Regions from separate parts of the Homo sapiens genome. Here regions 1 and 2 are each linked to region 3. The links are chromatin contacts, found by Hi-C or POLR2A ChIA-PET in ENCODE. All regions are on one chromosome and are shown on one strand. The core of a region is the stretch at or near the end of the contact, and the rest is flanking DNA. Distances in the headings are between cores, read along the strand shown. Region 1 holds the start of C1orf53 (chromosome 1 open reading frame 53). Region 2 holds the start of NR5A2 (nuclear receptor subfamily 5 group A member 2). Region 3 holds the start of MIR181A1HG (MIR181A1 host gene).

The links. Hi-C counts contacts between places; a loop is a spot of excess contacts on that map. ChIA-PET counts read pairs that join two places held with the same protein, here RNA polymerase II (POLR2A). Pooled maps may share reads with other maps.
Region 1: a loop to region 3 is called in a map of CD4-positive, alpha-beta memory T cell, with 3 times the contacts of the local background. The contact joins the promoter of C1orf53 here to the promoter of MIR181A1HG in region 3. A Hi-C loop is called at or near these places in 2 of 168 maps with a recorded cell type or tissue (CD4-positive, alpha-beta memory T cell and naive thymus-derived CD4-positive, alpha-beta T cell) and 5 of 50 pooled maps. POLR2A ChIA-PET finds 5 or more read pairs at or near these places in 1 of 52 experiments (MCF 10A).
Region 2: a map of Caco-2 shows a loop between it and region 3 (4-fold over the local background). The contact joins the promoter of NR5A2 here to the promoter of MIR181A1HG in region 3. A Hi-C loop is called at or near these places in 1 of 168 maps with a recorded cell type or tissue (Caco-2). POLR2A ChIA-PET finds 5 or more read pairs at or near these places in 2 of 52 experiments (OCI-LY7 and activated T-cell).

The regions. Positions count from the first base shown.
Region 1 is chr1:197,901,349-197,904,572 of GRCh38, forward strand. It overlaps C1orf53 (chromosome 1 open reading frame 53), which reads left to right and starts at 1,282. Exons shown (of 3, transcript NM_001024594.3): 1 at 1,282-1,565. The coding sequence starts at 1,302. RefSeq lists silencers at 1,167-1,316, 1,487-1,736.
Region 2 is chr1:200,026,178-200,029,602 of GRCh38, forward strand. NR5A2 (nuclear receptor subfamily 5 group A member 2) reads left to right here and starts at 1,533. Exons shown (of 8, transcript NM_205860.3): 1 at 1,533-1,734. The coding sequence starts at 1,671. RefSeq lists an enhancer at 3,197-3,425.
Region 3 is chr1:198,935,823-198,938,943 of GRCh38, forward strand. It overlaps MIR181A1HG (MIR181A1 host gene), which reads right to left and starts at 1,607. Exons shown (of 3, transcript NR_040073.1): 1 at 1,404-1,607. RefSeq lists enhancers at 1,398-1,457, 1,858-1,907.

The DNA.
Region 1 (3,224 bases), core at 32-2,531, 1.0 Mb before region 3:
AGTGGATCCTGATCCTTAATTTTAAAGACAATGCAGTAAATCAATCTCAGGTTTTTGTTGGTGCGGGGACCTGACTTATGGTGAATGTGAATAACATCACAGTTGTTCATTTTTGGTGATCTCATGTTTGGTCCCACTCTTCCACAGCTTTCTCTAGGGTCCCTCCTTCGCTTTCCAGATTTTAAACTCTCCTCAGATTACTTAACAGTCTCCAGATCCTAATTTTTTATTCCAACAAAAAGAAAATCAATTTGCAAAATATAATACCAATTTATTAATTCACTGAGATTTTTAATGAACCAATAGGGTTGTTTCAATCACCTCCTACTAAGATTTAAGAAAATGAAAATATGACTACAGGGTTGCATGGTAAACACAGAAACCAAAAAACACGTAGTGATGGTCTATAGTGGCTTAGTCGCCTTTCTCCTGTACAACTGAATAATCTACTTTTGTCCTCAAAGATCAATTCCTGCCCTCCCAGTATTGAAGAGCACTAACAAAATTGGTACTCTTCAGCCCTCCTTTTCTTGAAACCCAGACGGGGGGTAGGAAGATGGGGTGGTGTTAATTTAATCCTAACACCTGAAATTACTTCCCGGGCTTGCCGTAATTTTCTCAAATACAATTATGTGACGGTATCAAGATCACTTTCATCCATCAGAAAGGAGATAATAGTTTTAGGTTGGATTTTGTAAATATTCAGCAACATGAACACAACACCTTTTCTTATTCAGTGTGCGATTTTACTTTTGGCCCTTATTCTAGGGTGGGCCAAAGAACCAAGCAAAGAAGGCTCCGCTTCCACCTTTATTCCTATCACATACTACCTGGAAACACTCAGCCTTTTCTGGATAGGCCCAAGGTGGTTATTCACAAACCTCGGGTCTTTTGATCACTTTCTGGGATCTTAACAGTTGTGGAGATTATACTGAATGATCCCAAGTCCAGTCTGACATAACAAAAAATGTCCACCTTTCAGCTGGGTGGGCGCGGGGGAAGAAGGAAGAGCTTAGAATTTAAGTCCAAAGATGTGGAAACACCAGGCTCTTCCCCGTCCAGGCAGCTCATCAGAGCCTCGTTAGCTGCCTTAAAAGCCCATTTTATTTCCGCAGCGGGCCCGCTGGTGAAGGCAGAAGGCTCAGTCCGTCCGCCTCCACCTGCTGCCACGGCAGCGCGAACCGACCCCACGCAGCGATGGCCACGAGCTGCCCAAGACCGGCTCGCCGCGCCCAGGCCCGCGTTGGTCGCCCCTCCGGGCCCCAGCGCCGGGTGCTCCGCCTCCCAAGGCCGGCGGCGGCATGGCGGCCAGGCAGATCTGGGCACGGACGGGTGCCGCGCTCTGCAGGCAACCTTCCGCCGCCCCGCCGCCAGCACCTCTCTGGGTAAGAGCTGGGTTCCGACAGCAGCTCAGCTTAACCCTCTGCCCTGCTAACGAGGGAAACTGCGGCGGCTCCGCGCCCAGCACGCCCGGTAGGCCGGAGAGAGCGGCGAGGCCTTCGGTGAGCGAAGAGTTAACCGCGGCGGAGCGACAGATCGCGGAGCTGCACGCTGCCGCCTGCGCGGTGAGACTCCCTCCTGCCCGCCCCGCCCCGCCGCGGCCGCCCCGGGCTCGGCGCGCCTGCGCATCCCGGGCCTCTCCGGACCCGGAGGCCGCCCGGCAGAGGCAAAGGTTGCTGGATACCGGTGCGGTCCTGCCTCGGGCGACATTCGCGCACGCACACGAACTTCCAGCCCCGACATTTTCGCGGGAAACCTGTGTCTGTCTTGAGTATGAGTGTGATTTGTTTTCCGATCAGCGTCCGAGCTAAACTCCGGTCGCAGTGTGGGACCCACTACCACTCTTTTGTGGTGTATGTGTGTGTGTGTTGCGGAAGGGGGTGTTAAGGAATTGATGGAGAAGGTGGAGGGACTGAGAAGTCACAACAAAAATGTGTTGTGTGTTTTTCTGCATTGTCAGTTGAACACTTAGCAATCCAGTGATTCTTAGAGTGAGAAAAAAAGACATTGACACATTTATTTTAATTTTTCCATTGCCTTCTTGTCCTTTCTCTTAACTCTTAACGGAGCAGAGGGAACTACAATCTGGCATTTGTAGACACTCAGCTGTTTTCTCCTGTTTTGCGGATTTGACAATTGTCTGTTAGTACCAGTATCTAAACTTCTCTCCCTTTACGCCTTCTAACACAGTCTGCGTGAGTTTAAAGGCAGCATGGTTACCTTTACAAAAGAAACAGTGAGAAAAAAAGAGAAACTGACTATAATAAAGATAGAAAAGCAGTATGAAATGAACCCATTTAATAAGCTATGTGTGTGTGCCTCCAGTACTTGATGGGACTAATATTATATGGTATGACTTGAGCCAAAGGGGTAGAGAAGAAAATCCCGGAGGTTGCCTAAAATTGACTTATTTAAATAATGACAGTTAGTAGGCCCTGAGAATCCACTGTCGGTCTGACCCATTCAAGTGCTGAAACTGAATAAAGACTCATTAGGAAGTGACTGGCAGCTTTTGATTGTTCTTGTTTATGCTCTCCTTTTAAAAATAATGTATATAATTTGTTCTCATACTTCGCAATATAGATATGGTGGATATTAAAGAAAAGTGTCATTCTCCTTAGAGCAAACACCAGTATCATGTGAAGAAATTTTCAATCAGTCTAGGGAAGGAAAGGAACTTTTTCTCACTCGGGAAATTCACATTTGTTTCATCAGTGTCAGTATCACAGGTTAAATGACTATCCAGGTGACCATAAGTAAGCCCAGTAAATAACAAGCTGCTTGTTTTTCTTTTTCGACAAATCTGAGCCCCCTCACTATGGTCCTTCTTCCAGCCTCAAAGCAGATAGCTCTCTTACCTTTCTCCGGGTACCGATGCGCATCACTGAGCATCTTGCTCTCCAGTCAAACTGTCAGCACCCTTGCTTCATCTTTGTCTGTGGCCACCATTACGTGAGGCTCATTTACTGAGGACAAATTAAGTTTGTGTGGGCAGCCAGCAAGCTCAGAGGTGCTCAATCAACATGGAAAGCTGTAGAGCAGGGGCATGCGCAGGAGCAATCTGTTAGGCTTCCAGGTTGCCAGATAATTGCCCTCAGAAGACTCCCAGAAGCTATGAAAAGTAAAAAGAAGCCTGCTACAGAGTTCCTAGTGTTTTTTTGTTTTTCTTCCAAGTCTCCAAACACGAGCTTCGTAAATAAATAAAGAAGTGAGGCCCTGACAAT
Region 2 (3,425 bases), core at 283-2,782, 1.1 Mb after region 3:
TATGAAGTTTTATTACAACAAATGTTTATATATTGAGTTAAAAATTATCTGTACCCATACACACAACCTGCATTTACTTAATTTAAAAGGAGTGTCAATATTAAAATTGAGGATTTTGGCCAGGTGCGGTGGCTCACGCCTATAATTCCAGCACTTTGGGAGGCCGGGTAGATCATTTGAGGTCACAAGTTTGAGACCAGCCTGGCCAACACGGTGAAACCCCGTCTTGACTAAAAATGCAAAAATTAGCCGGGCATGGTGGTGTGCCCCTGTAATCCCAGCTACTGGGGAGGCTGAGGCGGGAGAATTGCTTGAACCCGGGAGACAGAAGCTGCAGTGAGCCGAGATCGTGCCACTGCACTCCAGCCTGGGCAACAGAGCGAGAACCCATCTCAAAAAAAAAAAATTGTTATTTTGTTGTTATTGTTGTTTTTGAAGACAGAGTCTCACTCTGTTGCCCAGGCTGGAGTGCGGTGGCATGATCTTGGATTGTGTTCTTCCAGGGTTGCAGAGAGAAGTGCAACAGCGTCTCATTGCAACCTCTGCCTCCCAGGTTCAAGCAATTCTCCCGCCTCAGCCTCCCAAGTAGCTGGGATTACAGGAGTGCACCATCACACCCAGCTAATTTTTGCATTTTTAGTAGAGATGGAGGTTTCACCATGTTGGCCAGGCTGGTCTCGAACTCCTGACCTCAGGTGATCCGCCTGCCTTGGCTTCCCAAAGTGCTGGGATTACAGGTGTGAGCCACCATGCCCAGCCTAAGAATAATAACTTTATAACTATGAAAAATGTGTTACATATTCACCATTTTGCCAGCATTAATCTCAAAGCATAAGTTTTACCTTTTGGGGATAAAGAGATAGATTGTGTTTTAGCCATATGACCAATGTAGAAACAAGCTAAGGTTAACTCCTCATCTAATGAATAGGCCCGATAAAAAAGTTGGTTGACCACAACATGAATAAATAAATAACCATAAGCTTGGAAATGCTACCTGTAGTATTTCAGAGTGTCGATCACATTTGTAGTCATCACTTAAAGAATTAATGTCTGCCAATGTTATCATCTAAAATGTATTTACAGAGGTCAGAAGAGCTATGTCTGTCCTCCTCTATGCAAAGAGGTGATGACATCAAGGGGTATGTCACAAGCCAAAGTTTAGTTAGCCTAAGTTAGTTAGCTGGTTTGCAGTTTTTATCCACTAAGTCTGATCTTCTGACCCCTCAGTTTTACAACTTTCCACTCTCTGTGCTGCATAGCACCTCTCCACTTCTGAGTTAATCATTTCTTTGCCATTATCTGGCAAGAATTCTTATCTCTTTTGCTGTCACTTTATAACAGGGTCCTCTTATCAACCTGCATAGAGTCATGTGATGAGTCAAAGCCTATCAAAAGTTTCCATTCTTCTGATTAGAAACCATCATGAAACTGGATACATGGTTTACAGCAGGTCACTAATGTTGGAAAAAGTACAGAGTCCAGGGAAAGACTTGCTTGTAACTTTATGAATTCTGGATTTTTTTTTTTCCTTTGCTTTTTCTTAACTTTCACTAAGGGTTACTGTAGTCTGATGTGTCCTTCCCAAGGCCACGAAATTTGACAAGCTGCACTTTTCTTTTGCTCAATGATTTCTGCTTTAAGCCAAAGAACTGCCTATAATTTCACTAAGAATGTCTTCTAATTCAGATACTGGGGATTTACAAGAGTCTTTAAAGCACGGACTTACACCTATTGGTAAGTAGGAGTTTCTCTATTGATCATCTATTTATTCTGCTACTACATACATATAATTTAATCTTGTTGATGGATTTTGCATTTTAAGTCATGGCTTTTCCTATTATGTTTATTAAAAGCACACAATAAGCCTATGTATATATATCACACATTTATCTTTCTTGCAGTTCAAAAAAAGCAAATGGATATTTCAACATATGAATATTATTCATTATATCTAGTGTTTACTGGTGTCATTCTAATACCCTAATCAGCCAGAAAATATAATTTATACTTTATCAATTTCAACTTTAATATTTTCTGATAATTTTTAATCAGAAATAATAAGCTAAAATTTGAACAATTTGAAACAAGTTAATCATATTGAGTGATCATTGATCAAACTTTAACAGATAGCTGTCAAGTATTTGTTACTTTTCAACCCACACAAAAGTATGGTGTCTTATTCTCTGCTTATACCGTAAAAAATTTTCATTTTATTTTCCTGGGGAATGAAAGTCATGCCCCCACCTCCAAAAAAAAAAAAAAAAAACCAAAAAAACTAGACCATCATTAGTAAAGGATTTGAAGAGCTACTGTTTCTCGCAACAATTAGTATATTTTGTTTTTACAAACAGAAATAAGTAAATAAAGCTACTATTCATTTAAAAAATAGAGTTACAAACTTATGAATTTTATAGCAAGACTACATTCAATTAATTCTAAAAGTAAAGGACTGAAGGGAAGTGATTCCCAGTGATCTGTAATTATTTGTCTGTTGGAAGTCAGGCCCTTCTGCCTTTCCCCAGTTTTTGAAGGACCTGTGCCTTTTCTGGCAGCATTTGCCTAGGCTTTCAGACTGGAATTTCCCTCCGAATTTGCAGGGGCCTGTCATGAGCTCTCTGAGTCTCAGCTCCATTATAACAAGAAAGAAAATCAAGGCTTGAGTTTTTCCTCTTTTTTCCTTCCTAGTCAGCTGACTCCACAGAATGCAGTGGAGTCACAGATTGCTTTTTTTATGGGCCAACTACACCCTAAAGTATATCACTTGAGGAAATGTTTACCAAAAATGTTCTATACTTACGAAAAAGAAAACATGGGGAAGGTAAGCAGGGTGTAACACACAATCAATTGTTCTGCAGATAACACAGAAAATACAGGCACAAGAAAGATGAGAGAGCAGCACACAACCATTTCGCATCTTTTTCGTCGGGCAGAACCGCCGCGGTGCGCAGGCAAGGAGTCCTTCCCGGCAGCTCCGCGCAGCTCCGGTTCCGCGTCCGGGGCCGCAGCTAGAGCGCGCTCGGGCCGGAGACGCGGACTGCGCGCGCACGGGGGACGCGCGCTCGGGGGCTCGCGCCCGCGCGGGCGGTCTTGGGCTCCTGCTGCGCGCAGCCCCAGCTGGCCGCTGCCAAAATAGAGTTGAGCTGGGTCGGGAGACCACGCACGCCGATCCCTCACAGTCTCCCCCACACCCCATGGGTGAATTAAAGAGGGTAAGGTAGGGGAAAGAGACGCTGTTGCACTTTTCTCTGCAACCCTGGAAGAACTGTGTTTCCAGCTACCGCACGCGCAACTCACATCGCAAGGGACCGAGGCGGTACACTCTGAGCGTAAACAGAGAACACCTGCAGCTCTGGAATCGGTCCCACCGCAGAGGGCTGGGAACCGGAGGACTGTCGGTCCAGCCCATAAGGGGCTGCTGGGGACTA
Region 3 (3,121 bases), core at 357-2,856:
GGGGAGGTGTAGATAACATGAGAGCAGACAAAGAAAAAAAATGGTGTATTTTTATAAGATTATGTGAAAATTTGTATTTATTTTCAAGCCCTCCTTAAGAAAATGAATCCTAACGTCTTGGACTTTTATAATTAGAACACAGGCTCTGCTCTGGCAGCTCTCTTTAAGCCATAATTAGTTATGTCTGGAGCCTTTGAATAATTCCTTTCAATAATTGATGGAGTTAATATTCTCTTTTAAAAATGAGGAGGACAATGTTTTTCACAAACTCTTTTTGTTGGAGGCTTTGTCATTCAAAATCTTCATCAGTCATAATCACACTGGTGTGATTTGCCTTTTAATTTCTTATAAGACTTAGCTTATAACTTTTTAAGGATGTGGATAATTCTAAAAGTAAAGGCATAATGTATTGCTAGATTACTGTAGCTGAATATAAAAAGAAAGCAGTAATGCAGGAACATTCTATCCATTTGTTTCCAATTATTTTATAAATTTAAAAACTGCATTGTATGTTGCTTCTGTTTGAACTCCATCAAAAAACCTCACTATGAATGTAAGGAACTTAGATGCTAATCATATCTTTTGCTTGCTAGAAAGAAGAAATGCCAAATTATTTTATTCTTCAAGCATTCTTCTATAAAGAAGCTTCCGCATGCTTCCTCCCCACCCCCACATCCTCACTCCACCCTATTAGGAATTTCAAAAAAAAAAAAAATCTTTATACATGGAAGGCTAGATCCTAAGACAGAAAGCTGTCTTTTCCTTCTGTCTTTACACTGGCCACTTTCAGTCGCCTTCACTTCTGCTGGGACTTTATTTCACATTGTGTGGACTACAACACCGAAACCAGTTCAGTCTCTATCCTTATTATAAAATTAAAAGTGGTGGTTAAAAAAACATATAAAGCCCTGGCTTGAAGCCATTGTTCAGAATTTAAGAGCTATTTGCCCCCAAGTGTCTTTGCAGTCTTTCATAGCTAATTATAATAACTGTCAGATGTCTGGAAAGTCTATGGTGCCCTTGTCAGTGGAGTCAGCAAAGTTTGTCTTTTATTTTTCTTGGGGACAGAGCAAATCTGATTAGACATAAAGAGCAAAAAGAAGTGAACTAAGTACATATGCGTGTGCCTTCATTTTTTCTTATGAACAAAGCAGCACACTAGAGCGATGTTCCAGCGCACAGCCTCCTACAGCTACTCTTTGGAATGCCTGACTTTTATTTTTAATTCTTTATCCTCAACAGAATAAAGTATGCAACAATTGTCCCTGGAATATTTTCCTGCCAGCTGAATAACCTTCAATATACACATGAAAGAGTACCCTTAAGAAATCTTCAAATATTGGATGTTTATGACATAAAACTATTTTAATCAGTACACTTGACGGAAAGAAAGGTATACTTACAATTTCAAAACGGTTATTTGCTCTAGTTTCTTGTCCCCGGAGGCAGAGCAGAGGCTTTTGCCAGACTGTCCATGATGCAGGTGCAGAATCCCTGTTTTCATGCCGGAGAGGAAGGTAGAAAGTGCTTCATAAAGTCACTCGGAACTCAGCCACTTGTGCTCAGACATCCCTTGCTCCTGTGGAAGCTGTACTATCTGCAGTTCTGAATTGAACTAAATTACAGCCCATGTGAAAGACAGGGGCAGTGAGTCATGTGAGAGATACAGAGCTATCCTATTGGCCACAAAGACATAGCTTAGGCATTCTGCCTTTTCCACCATTGGTGAATAGTTAAAACTGAAAGCATCTAGATCCTCCTCTTGAGCTTATTTGTCCTCTATGTGTGGAAGAATGACTGTAGGATTTTACAGTGACAGAATTAGTTAAGAAAGGGACTGAAGTCATCCTTCACAGAGACTGGTGGGAGGTGATTGGAAGCTCAGCTTTTTTAAGATTTCTTTTTTCTTTTTATCCCCCTGCCCTGCAGTTTTGTCTATAATTTGCCTGTTTGCCTGTCAGAAAAAATGTTTTTTGTATTTTTTTCTCCCTTCAGTTAACCTTGGAAGTGACAGAAAGTAAATTATCATCATATTCCTTTGCAGAACTGTCATGTTTTGAAGCACAAAATCAATTATTTTCAATGACGCATTTTCAAATTTTATTTTTACATTTACAGAGACTTTATTGTAGTTCTAAACTAATAAACTAAATTGTCCATTAGTGACACCAACAACAGAATTAACTTTTGAGTAATTATTACATTTTGGAGAAAGGAGGGCTAGAAATAACTCTGGGAAATAATAAAAGGCAACAATATCAAAACAAATCAAATAAGGGGCTTTAACTAAGAAGGGATAAAGAAGAAATATATTTCTCCATCAAAGTCACTCTTTAATTTACCACTTTATGTAAGGCAGAATGTCCAGAAACTGCCAGTCAGAAGGTATTTTTAGTTTTGCTAGGATTCTTTAATTCACCCAATTCCTTAAAAATACTTAAATGTGTTTGTAAAGATTTAGAGGCTGTAAACTACCTTAGAAGTCATCAAGTCTCACATTCCCTATGTTAAAGGTGAGGAATGTAGCCTCTGACAGTAGTGACTCTCTTCATAACACTGATCCACCGTGTTATGCAAAATAAATGAAGGAAACATTGAAATAAATACTAGTTTGCTCTGTCTTACGTACCTACTAAGAGCCAGTTACCTTCTCATTTAATTCAATAATTGTACAACCCATAGAATAAGTTTGACTACTTTCATTTCTCCTCGGCAAAAACAGACTCAAATGTTTTACTACCATGGTAGTGCCTGGATTTGAACCCAAGTGGCTGATTCCATACCTACTTTTTCCAACTAGGTATGTGTCCTTCCAAATAATGATGGTTGTCACTTATAGGTTCCTTCCTACTGTATGGCAAGTAATGTGCAAAACCCTTTAGAGCCCCTCATTCAGTTCTCACAACTGTTAATGAGTCAATTATTCTATTTTGCTGATTTCATTGATGAGGAAATGAGGTGTATACTACTCAGTATTATGTAGATGGTAGCTGGTAGCATGTGATTCAAATCAGCTCTGATCTGTTTTACACACTATATGGATTCTCATCACAGTGTTAAATAAGACTTGATTTTTCCATTTTTTTTTTCTTGTCTAATATATTAGAATATTTTGGCATAA